Linked DNA regions of Homo sapiens: region 1 is linked to region 2. The links are chromatin loops, found by intact Hi-C in ENCODE. Cell type or tissue: dorsolateral prefrontal cortex. All regions are shown on one strand. Each heading gives the region's core, and the rest is flanking DNA. Links, peaks and the distances in the headings are about the cores only. Region 1 overlaps DGKG (diacylglycerol kinase gamma). Region 2 overlaps ETV5 (ETS variant transcription factor 5).

Region 1 (5,375 bases), core at 193-5,192, 100 kb before region 2:
AAATGGAAACACGCATGGGGAAGGGAAAGTTGAGAAGAGCATTAGAAGGGATTTTGAGTTCGTGGAAAATAAGAGGGCCAACCTGATTACATATCAAACCATGGAGTCAAAAGTAAGGCTAGAATGGTCCTGAGAGAGCTCCTCCTTCTAGTTTATTCCCCTTCCTCAATCCAGTCCAGCAGCTCCCTCATTCCAGCATCACCTTCACTGTGAGACCATCCAAGGCAGCTCCTGCCACTTCTGGTTGCTTCTTCTTGCCCATTCACCGGTTCTCACCACTTGGTTTCTTTCTGCTTCCTCCTAATCGGTTTCTTTCCGCTACTCCTAATATGTGGGCTAACCTCTTTTCCCGATTACAAAGGTAATCCAAATTCATGGCAGAACATTTTAAAATACAGAGGGGCAAAAAAGAAAATAACCCCCAATCCCACCAACCAGGAATCAGCACTGCTACAACATTGGCCTCGTTTCAATCTTAGGGTAATGTTAGCCCTTGTTTCTTTATCATCAGGCCTCCTGAGGACCTCTGTGATTCTTTGGCTTATTAAATCTTTATTCATTTTTAAATGCAGCTCCATCATCCCCATCTCTGTCTCTTTCAGTCGTGCACTGACTACGAGTTTCCTTCACTAATGCTTAGAATCGTTCAGCTTACTAAAGAAAAACTGTTTCTGTCAACTTTCCCTTACAAAATTCCATTGTTTGCTTGCAGTTTCTGGCACATAAAACTTTTTCTTTTTCTTAAATGACCCTCTTTTTTATTTCTTACTAATGTGCACCCTGTAGTTCACTTCAAGCCTCTATTCATTCATATGCTTTTATTTTCCGGTTCTTTTCCATTTCTTTTGTTCTTTGTGAATTACTTTGATTTTCTTTTGTCTTCAGACTCCTGGCTCTATCTACTTTGTGTCTTCCGTGGACTTAGAAGTAACTTTTAAAGATTATGTTTTATGCCTACATTTTCACAAAGTAGTTGTTGAGGGATATGCAGCATGTTTAATAGATGGGGCCCAAGAAAGTCTCAGAAGACCAAAGTTGGGGGTCAAGTGATTCAGCATGTTGGGTCAGAATGCTCTCCCACAATACATTTCTTTCTGGAAGATCCTCTCAGCCAACTTCTGTCCCAGCCCCAGGAAGCATATGTCTTCTACCACCAAGGTCCCTTACTAAAAGAATAACTTTCCCCAAGCAATGTCTACCAAACAAATGCATCTTTTAAGTAATAATAAACTGCGAGGCCCCATCAGTGGGAAATGACCTAGACTTTTTAGAATATTCAGAGGAATTCATGATCTTCATCACCACACATGGGAGATTTGGGAACCTCAGGGAAGAGAAACATTACAATCCTTTTCTTCCTCTACAATCACAGGTTATTAAACAGAGAATATTATATACAAATATGTCTTGTTGGCTATAGTGGATATGTCTTTGTTTTTCTAACTTATCCTGTGAAGTCATAAACTTACTAATCTTAGTCTTCACTAGAAGAGGAATTAAGAAGGTAGAAGAACTGAATCTTTAAAGAAGGTCATAGAATCTACAAGGGGTTGGATAAATACCACTGTGCACACACACGTGTTATATCTCAAGCCCATTAGGCTCAACAAATGAATAACAATAGCAGCAACTTACTGAGTACTTACCACGTGGCAAGCTCTGTCTTATTTCATCTTTATAACAGCTCTGCATGGTTGTGTATTATTCCCATTATTTACCCAAGGAAACTGCATCTCATAAAACAAGTAAGTACTCCCAAGATCAGATGAGTTTCAAGCCTCAATCTGTGATCCCCAGCCCATATGCCCTTCACAATGCCACGGGACCTGCAGTAGGAGATGACCTCTGCATTACCTTCCTGCTTTTAGAAAAGTCATGTGTCCATTTAGTTGATAAAGGGGCTCCCATTCAGGACTTGGCATATCTATCAGGCAGTCAGCTTTCTGAAGCAAGGACTTTATCTTATTCATTCTATACCCCTGGACTTAGCACAATGCCTAAAATGAACTAATTCCTCAATAGTTGTTTGTTGATTATAAAATTGAACCAAGTATAGGGAATTCCACAATTGGTGTGAACATTAGCAATGATCACTTGGCCAGCCTCAAGTCCCGCCTTTTTCTTGGAAGCTACCAGAAAAAGGGGCCCACCTTGCTGCATTTGTAACACAAAGGGGAAGATGGCTGGCACTCATGCCTTCTCCTAACTGCGCAGTGAGTGAGAAGGCCTCCCACGCCCATCTCTAGGAAGCTATTGGTGGTATCTTTGATAGTAGCAGAGGGTCCGGGACAACTGTGAACCAGGACAGGAAATGCCAACATTCTCCCACCTCTTTCCCACCCAACAGAATTAAGACAGTGAGTGGGCAGAGCTCATGTGGCAGTGAGGGTGCCAGGTGGCTGTAGGGTGGAAGTCACCCTGCAGGGCAGAAAGGGTCTCCATTCTGAGCCCTCTCTCATGGCTCAGAAGCCTACCTGCCCATGATCCCTGCTGGCCCCCAGGCCATCAGGCCCTGCTTTGTCTGCAGGAAAGTGTGATCCCTCAAAAAGCCCCATCCACTCCAGGTTGGCCTCAGCTTCCCAGACAGACAGCAAAGCCTATTAATCTGCATCCAGAGCAAGAATCCCTTAACACACTAGTTTAAAAAAAAAAAAAGAAAGAAAGAGAAAAAAACACCTGGGGAGGGTGGAGCAGTGGATAGGAAACAGCTTTGCCTTCTGTCCAACTCTGAAGCAACCCATCACTGTGAACTCTGAGAAACAGCAGTTTTGTTTTGGAAACTGGCACCCAGTGCCGGCTCACTCCTGGAAATGAATTTGGGCACCCCCACCCCCAGCTGCAATATTCTACTTCCAGTCTGCCTGCCAACACCCCCTTCCAGCTGCCCCTCTCAAAGGCACCATTGTGCCCGCCTGGCACAGCAACAGAGGAGGGCTAAAGAGGAAGAAAACATTTTCTGCCCATGGGATGTTCTTAAGCAGGTTGTGTGTACATGGCTTCAATGCCGCATTCCTTGAGCCCACACAAACCCGCCAGAACTCCATCATCCCTGTCACAGATGCAGCCACTTTCCAGTCTAACTGGCCCACCTCAGCTCACTGTCAGAGAACTCGGAGCACACACCAGGGCGGACAAGGCTAGGTGGAAGTGGGGGGTCAGGATGGCACTCTTTCAGCACAGCGCACACTAGCCTGCCAAAACAAAGCTGAATGTAGATGTGGAATTTTGGAACTGGAAGGGGATTTAGTTCCACTTACCACTCCACAAAAGACTCATCCTAGCACATTCTGATAAGTGGGCACCCAGCCTCCTCCTGAATACTCCAAAGATAGGAAGCTCACTACTTTTCAAGAAGCCTGCTGCGTTACTGGACAGCTCTGATCTTCAGAAAGTTCTTCCTGATGTTGAACAAGGATTGTGTGTCCCATTCCTTGTCATCTTCTTCCCTAGACAGCACTTAGAACAATACTTGGAACAAAATCAGTGCACAATAAGTGTTTACGGGGTGCATGACTGAAGTCTTCATCCACTGGGCCCATTTTCACCCTCTAGGGGCACACAGAGCATCCTCCACACTCCTCCACATGGCTGCCTTTCATAGGGCTGGAGATGTATCTTCATGGTGTCTCCTTTTCATCTTCACTGAGCTAAACAGCCTCAGTTCCTTAGAGGACTTGATTTATAGACCCACAAATATCCTGGACCACTCTTCTCTTGATACACTCCATTTTTTTCATGGTCCGCCTTAAAATGAAAAATCAAATTCCTGTTCTATAATACTCTAAATGCGATCTCATAGGTAACAAAGCACAAGAGTAAGAGGCATCGGGAGCATGCACTCTGTAAGTTGGGCTGACTTCTTGATCTCGTCACTTGCATCTCATGCATGAAACCCGCAGGTTCATGAGGACTATCATGAACCTTGACAAATTTGGAAAGACATTCCTTCCTTAGTGTCACCGAGTCAATGTTTCCTCATCTGTAAAAATGGAAATACAAGGCCGGGCGCAGTGGCTCACACCCTGTAATTCCAGCACTGTGGGAGGCTGAGGCAGGCCGATTGTCTGAGGTCAGGTGTTCAAGACCAGCCTGGCCAAAATGGTGAAACCCCATCCCTACTAAGAATACAAAAATTAGCCGGATGTGGTGGTGTGCACCTGTAATCACAGCTACTCAGGAGGCTGAGGCGGGAGAATCTCTTGAACCCAGGAGGCGGAGGTTGCAGTGAGGCGAGATCATGCCACTGCACTCCAGCCTGGGCTACAGAGCAAGACTCTGTCTCAAAAAAATAAATGGGAATACAAATACTGACATTGTAGGGTTGTGAAGATTAGACATAAAATATATAAAGTGCTGGTTCACAATAGTTACTCAATAAATGATATATATTAATAATATATAACATACGTGTGGATTAATATCATTATCTAACTGCCCACAATAGACATCAGCTCCTAAAATGATATAAACCAGCACCTCTGAATGCAGGAGAAGCCACTGTTCTGTAAGAGTTGCTACAGGCCAGGCCAGTTTGTGTATGTGGATAATACTGGACTGTCCTGAAAGCCAGGCGTGGTGGCTCATGCCTGTAATCCCAGCACTTTGGGAGGCTGAGGTGGGCAGATCACGAGGTCAAGAGATCCAGATAATCCTGGCCAACATGGTGAAACCCTGTCTCTACTAAAAAAAATACATAAATTAGCTGGGCTTGGTGGCATGCGCCTGTAGTCCCAGCTACTCGGGAGGCTGAGGCAGGAGAATCCCTTGAACCCAGGAGGCAGAGGTTGTAGTGAGCCAAGATCGCACCATTGCACTCCAGCCTGGGTAACAAGAGCAAAACTCCGTCTTAAAAAAAAAAATACTGGACTGTCTTTCCAATAATGTTGTCGCCACTCAATACATCACCTTTTCTTCCTTTCTGAGCCACATCAGGTTATTGACACTAGAAACATTCTCTCTAGTTTTTCTCTGCGGAAAACAGATATTGTTGTTTGCCCTGTTTTTCTTTGACTCCCAGTACTTTCTCTATTATGGCCATAGGCCCTGCAGACATGCAGGTAACTACTTCCTTTTCTTCCCCGTTGCCTCCAGCCAGCAGTGTGCTAGAGCAAGCTTGCTTGCTGGTGTATCTCTTCCCAACTTGCCTTTTGGTGATGTCATCATGGTCACTTGAAATTGGCCATAGTAGGAATATTGACACCACCATGGAACACAATAACAAAGGCTTTTTTTCCTCCAAGGGAGTCTGCTGTTAAGCACTGACAGCACACCACTGCCTCTAGTATTGACCCACTGGAAGTACCTTGAGGACAGGGACTGTGTCCCATTTCTGCTCCATCCCTAGAGTCTAGCACAGAATAAGTAGGTTCTCATCA
Region 2 (5,375 bases), core at 77-5,076:
TGGATTTCTTTATTAATGTGTGAGTTTAGTACAGTAGAGGCAGTGCCTTTCCTTTGGAGAGGGTACATCATTTTGGTCTTTGGTCCTAGGTGTGGTGTAGCAAAACACCACGTTTTCTTGCTTGGGCCACCTCTATTCAAAAGGATCATCCTAAAGTCTTTTTGTTTGGCAAGGTAAGAAAGAAAACAGTGGGCACTTTAAAAATAAGAGGTTTGAGGGAAAACAAGGCCATTGGTTTATACTTTTCAGGAATCAGTAGTTCTGAAGGTAGAAAAGAATGCTGATGAAAGCGTGAGGAAAACATGGAGGAGAGATTCTTTGACTCCAGGTTTTACAGTGTTACTTTCAAAGTGTTTGTTAGTTAGCCCAGTACCTTACTGCTGGGAGGGTGCTAAATGATTTGAAATCCTTCCTGTTTTGATAGCCTCAAAGATTCTTAGACTCAGTATTCTGAAGGACCCAAGACCTACAGTACGCATTTACTTAAAGGAGCCATCTGTTTTACAAAATCTGCTTTCGTCTACCTTTAATTCAGTTAGGCTTATTTAAAACTGAATTTTTCTCTTACCCTTCTGTGTCTCTGCGCTGTTAGTCATCTAACAAAACCCAGTAGGCTTACCAGTCCTTTGTATTTGGTGAGAAAGATTTGGGACGGGGAGTTACATCTGTGTCAAGATCACTTGTGTAGGTGCCAGAAGTAACAAAATCCTGGCATCCATGAAGAAATTACCATTTATCCCCTCCTCTTTCAGCATTCTTCAGTTTTACAGGAGTAAGGCATGGGTAGCATAATGAAGCCGAAAATGTGTACTGTCTCCCATTTCTACCATCTAGTAGTATCATTGTTTTAATTTCAGCCCTAGAAAAAAATGTTTCTTGGTGGTGGGGTGGGGTGTGTGATTCTCTGCCGAGAAACTGTTCCCTCCACACATTTCTTGGGTTTTAGTGGTGGTAAAGTACATCCAGCCTCAGAGGCTGACAGCCCCCTCTCGGGCATACGGCTGCCCTTGAGGCAGCTTGGGCCCCATCTGTGCCCTGGCACACAGTGCTTCTCCACTTGGAATCCAAGGAGCTCAGAGGCTTGTCATGTTGCAGCTCCCAGCTCTTGGACAAGTGCCAGGCATGCTGATGCCATTACCGGATTAGGTTGCTTTTTTAAAAATTCATTTTGTGAACTCATCAAGCTCATTTAACAGAGGCTTTGGTCGTCAGTTTCTATCATTGTCCTATCCCTCTAGGCTTGGCTTAAAGGAGTGGCAAGATACCAGGCCCCTAGTATGTGCCGGCACTAGTTAGAGTGTGTATGTATAAATTATAACCATAATGTAAGTACACCTTTGGGCCTGGCAGGCAAATGACAGTGGGTTAGCAACTCAGATGTTAAAGGGAAAAGAATTCCCCGTAAGAGGACTCTGCATAGAAAATAAAGGGGGCTCCCTTGTTTAAAAAGAAAGAAGCATCTAGGGGAAAATTGAAGCAGAGAGTGCAAGATTCCAGGGAGCAGGATAAGATCTAGTTATTAAAAGGCCAGGAGTTTGAGGCTGATCTGAACAGCCGAGGCATGGAATGGGGATTCTGTGGTCAGAAGGACTTCAGAGAAATGCTTCCAGTGGCACTGAGTTCGCTGGAGGGGACATGAGGGCAGGCAGTGAGAAGAAGCATACATAAGACATTTGAAAATAGCCAAATATGTGATGAAAAAAAGGAAACAACCATGAGCTAAAATTTATCTCCTGGATTTGCTTTTCATAAAGAAGTATGCTTTTCCTTGAAATAAAGTCTGGTTGTCAGACGGGCTCCATCCGCTTTCCCTCAGGGTGATTATTGAAGGTTTGGAAAAAATATCTAAGAAGCAAAGCCAGTTTTTTTTGCCTTGTACTTTGCAAAGTCTCGGCGTAGATTTCACCCTCCAACCTTAGATCTCCACATTCTTCCCTTTTGATGTCTCATGAGCATTCAGGAGGGTATTCTGAACTCTTCAGGCTGGATCCAAAGCCAAAAAAGGAACTGTGAAATTGTCTTAATAGGTAGCTTGTCCCCTCCTCTGCAGCCAGAAAATCTGGTAGTGTCTCCAGAGCCCTCCTCCCCTGGGGAGGAAGCCAGGTGGCTCCCGATGTAGCTACCAGCAGTGAATGGGAAGGAAGGTCTGGAGAGGCAGGCTTCCAGAGAGAGTTGTGCCCTAATGCAAACCAGCTCACCCTGGGGCAGGAGAAATACCACTGAAGTCTGTTTCTCTCCGCTGGTAGCTACAGCCAGATTCTGAACCGAGGGGCACATGATAGTTTTTCTTTTGCCTTTCCCGTTTTGCCAGAGGGCACTTTCTGACCTTACTTCTAGCGGACTTTTGCACAGCCTTGCAGATTTCCACAAGGGTCTTGGCCATTTGAATCCTAGGAAGGGTGCACAGCAGGCAAGATCCCCTGCCGTGTCTGAATTTCTTACGTAAACACAGCGTACTGAGCGAGCAAGCGTCCCTGCGGCGACAGCTGGGCGCTGAGCACTATTAGGTCTGCCCCAGCTAGCAGAGCTGCAGATTCCCCCTCTTGCCTGAATGGAGCATTCCAAATTGGTTGTGAATGGAGGGCGGGGCTCACTTGCAGACTTTTTCAATGAATAACCAGACCCCATTGTGCAGCCCGTGGAAAAACAACCAACTCAAACAACACTGGGACTGTTAGAAATATGCTTGTGATTGGCAGCTTGGAGAGCCTCCAAAATTAGTTTCCTTTGGCTTCCCTGCTGCTCCCTGTTCTCCAAGCCTGGGCTTAATGGGGTTTGAGTTTTCTTTTAAGTGCTCACTTTAACCCTTAAACTGCCGGGCTGATGGCCTGGGATTCTGGGGAAGAGCTGCCGCTGACCCACAAAGCCAGTGAAGCCCATTCCCCTTTCTTTGTCTCTCATTTTAGACTGTAGCTGTCTAAAGGGCGTGATAATAAGAGGAGAGGGTGGTTTAGCTTCCCCTGGAGAGGGAGGTGTTGAGACTTGATCTGAGGCTGTTAAACCCTTTTATCTCCTTCCCGTGGGGTTGTGGCTTTAGCTCCCCATTGAGGATTCCTGCCTGCTCTTCTCTGACCTCCCCTCTACTCCAGGCCTGAATAGCCCAGGTGTTTACCTGCCACGACACAGACACTTCTTGCTTAGGCTTACAATTTTAACACAGGGGGAGACAAAGTTGTAGTTTTTCTACTCCTTTGCCTTCACTCCTGTTTAATTTTCCACTGTGGTCAGATAAGTATTTTTTAAACGACCGTACTCAAACTTCTGGTACTGAGCAATGGGGGAACCTCACTATGGCTGTAAACCCTTCCACTGGACACTAATCAAATGCATTGCCTCCCAAAATGAACATCCTTGGAAGTACCAGAAAAACCCAGCCTCTGAGCAACCCCCAAACCAAAGTAGCCTCATCATGCCAAAACTAGGCCAGGTTTTAAGGGTGCACGTGCCTCAAAATAGCATCCAGCCTTGATTGATTGATTGATTAATTGGCCAAGCGGGTGTGCTGGGGGTGGTCTTGCTGTGTTGCCCAGGCTGGTCTGAAACTCATGGCCTCAAGCAGTCCTCCCACATAGCTGGCATTACAGGTTCGAGCCACCACACCTAGCTGCTTCCACACTTAAACATCCTCCAACATCTTACCTGGTAGCTCACCGGCAGCTCACAGACACACGTCCAGTGTTCTCTGTGGGATAGCCCAGGGATGTATGATGAGCATAAAAAGGACAATCAGTTAAAAGGCAAAACAAAACTTAATAGTAATGATCCAGAGCAACTTCCTCAGGATTTTAAAGAGCTCTTCTTAGTTCCTACTCTTCATCCTCACAAACTTAATAAGGCAGTTTGCACTTGTGTTTTGCCTCAAGGATTTTTTTTTCCCTTGCTGTAAGTTGGCCTTGCAAGCATGCCTTCCCTTCCCTATTAAAAAAAGAACAGGCCTGGGCAGATTGTCCTTTTGTGAGAGAGTTTGAAACCTCTCAGGAGGTAACCCTAGATATCAGCTGTGTAGGAGGTTGCTGATATCTGTGTTTCTCCAGAGGGGCTGAAAAGGACTTCGCTTACATAAACACTTTCAGCTGAGTGCCTGGAAATGCTTTGTAATGGCCTGCAAGAGCACTTAATGAGGGTCTTTTATACTTTTCCCATAGAAAAGGTAGAATAGAAGAGGGGGGGATGTCTCTTTCACATGGTCACCCACAGTAAAGGCCGGATCCTGGAGCCTACCCCTAGTTTCCTCATCTGAATTTTAATAGAGAATAATTGAGGGGGGATAACTTTGCTGTGCTGAGGGATATCTCGACTCAGAAAATTTCTGCTTCTCCTCAACTCCCTCTTCATTTTTTTTCTTCCCCAGCAGCCATGGAATTTTATTTCTTGCGGAAGAAGGTGGAAACAGCATAGGGTTTTGGGAGGTATTTAGTATTTTGACAACTAATAATCATAGTCCCTGCTTCCCCATTTTTATGCCTATTGAAACAGGAAACAAATCACATTTCTTAGGCTCCAAGTGTCTGCAGAAGCAGAGGAGCCCTGTCACGTGTTTATGTCCCGCCTCGGCCACAGCGCCTGCTCTGCGCACTGTGGACACCTGGTGCATACAGCCCGCACACCACCGCATTCCCTACCACATGCCCTTCCCATCCCAGCTGCCCCAGCCTCCAGCTGGTGGGGAAGTAACACTGTAAAGGGTCTCAAACCCAGAGTTCTGAGTCCTTGGGATGACCTTCTAGATAAAGAGAACAAAAGCTAGTTAGGGCTATTTCTCATTTTCTGTTTCCTCTTTTAAACACATACACTAGCCAAGTGTTGCTAGGCTGCATTTAGACTTTGAGCAGCTAATGCTATGTTTCCCAGTAAGACTGCATGTGCTAGAGAGCAAGTCACAGTTTAGGCACCCTTGACGTACTTGCTGAGTTTCTGCTTTTAGGAGAAGTGGGGCTATAGATAGAAGGGAATGGTTCTGGGGGAAGAAACTCATTTCCCTAGGGTTTGGATTTTCTCCTGTCAGATTTTAAGGATGAATTTTCAATCTGAAATTAAAGATAAGATTTTCCACAGTGCTTAAATCCTATTTCAAGTACTGTTAACATTTCACTTTAGTGCCAGTGTGGATGAGAATTATGTAAGTTGGGAGTAAATTATAGAAGGGTTGTTAAAGCTTAAGGTTTAGTTTTGCAATTTTTTTTCCTTTCAGGAAAAATGTCCTGTTTCCCCTTATCCTGATTGCGTGATCCAGTGTGAGCAGCCCTTCATGATAAAATCCACTGTGGTTGATGTAAGGTCACAGTAGAGGAAGCCGCCCTGTCATCTCTAATGAGTTGGGAGAACAAGGGTTTCCTTAGACCTCTTTCTCAATCTTGAAAATAAAACCAATAGTT

What was found. A loop is a pair of places that touch in the nucleus more often than their neighbours do. Peaks named below come from ENCODE experiments on the same cell type or tissue, not always from the same donor. Only the 100,000 strongest peaks of a DNase experiment are listed, where the experiment ranks them.
Region 1: a loop joins it to region 2, with 7 times the contacts of the local background. A loop is called at or near these places in 15 of 110 quality-filtered maps.

The regions. Positions count from the first base shown.
Region 1 is chr3:186,198,438-186,203,812 of GRCh38, reverse strand. All of the region lies in intron 21 of DGKG (diacylglycerol kinase gamma), which reads left to right. Among named protein-coding and RNA genes, the nearest start is that of ETV5, 92 kb to the right of the region's middle. In dorsolateral prefrontal cortex, for the core only: no CTCF peak of the experiment used is centred there; a DNase peak (open chromatin) is centred at 2,852; H3K4me3 peaks cover 856 bases; H3K27ac peaks cover 1,747 bases.
Region 2 is chr3:186,095,130-186,100,504 of GRCh38, reverse strand. All of the region lies in intron 5 of ETV5 (ETS variant transcription factor 5), which reads left to right. Among named protein-coding and RNA genes, the nearest start is that of ETV5, 11 kb to the left of the region's middle. RefSeq lists an enhancer at 2,406-2,919. In dorsolateral prefrontal cortex, for the core only: a CTCF peak has its summit at 2,586; DNase peaks (open chromatin) are centred at 1,084, 2,204, 2,564 and 4,564; H3K4me3 peaks cover 1,473 bases; H3K27ac peaks cover 4,631 bases.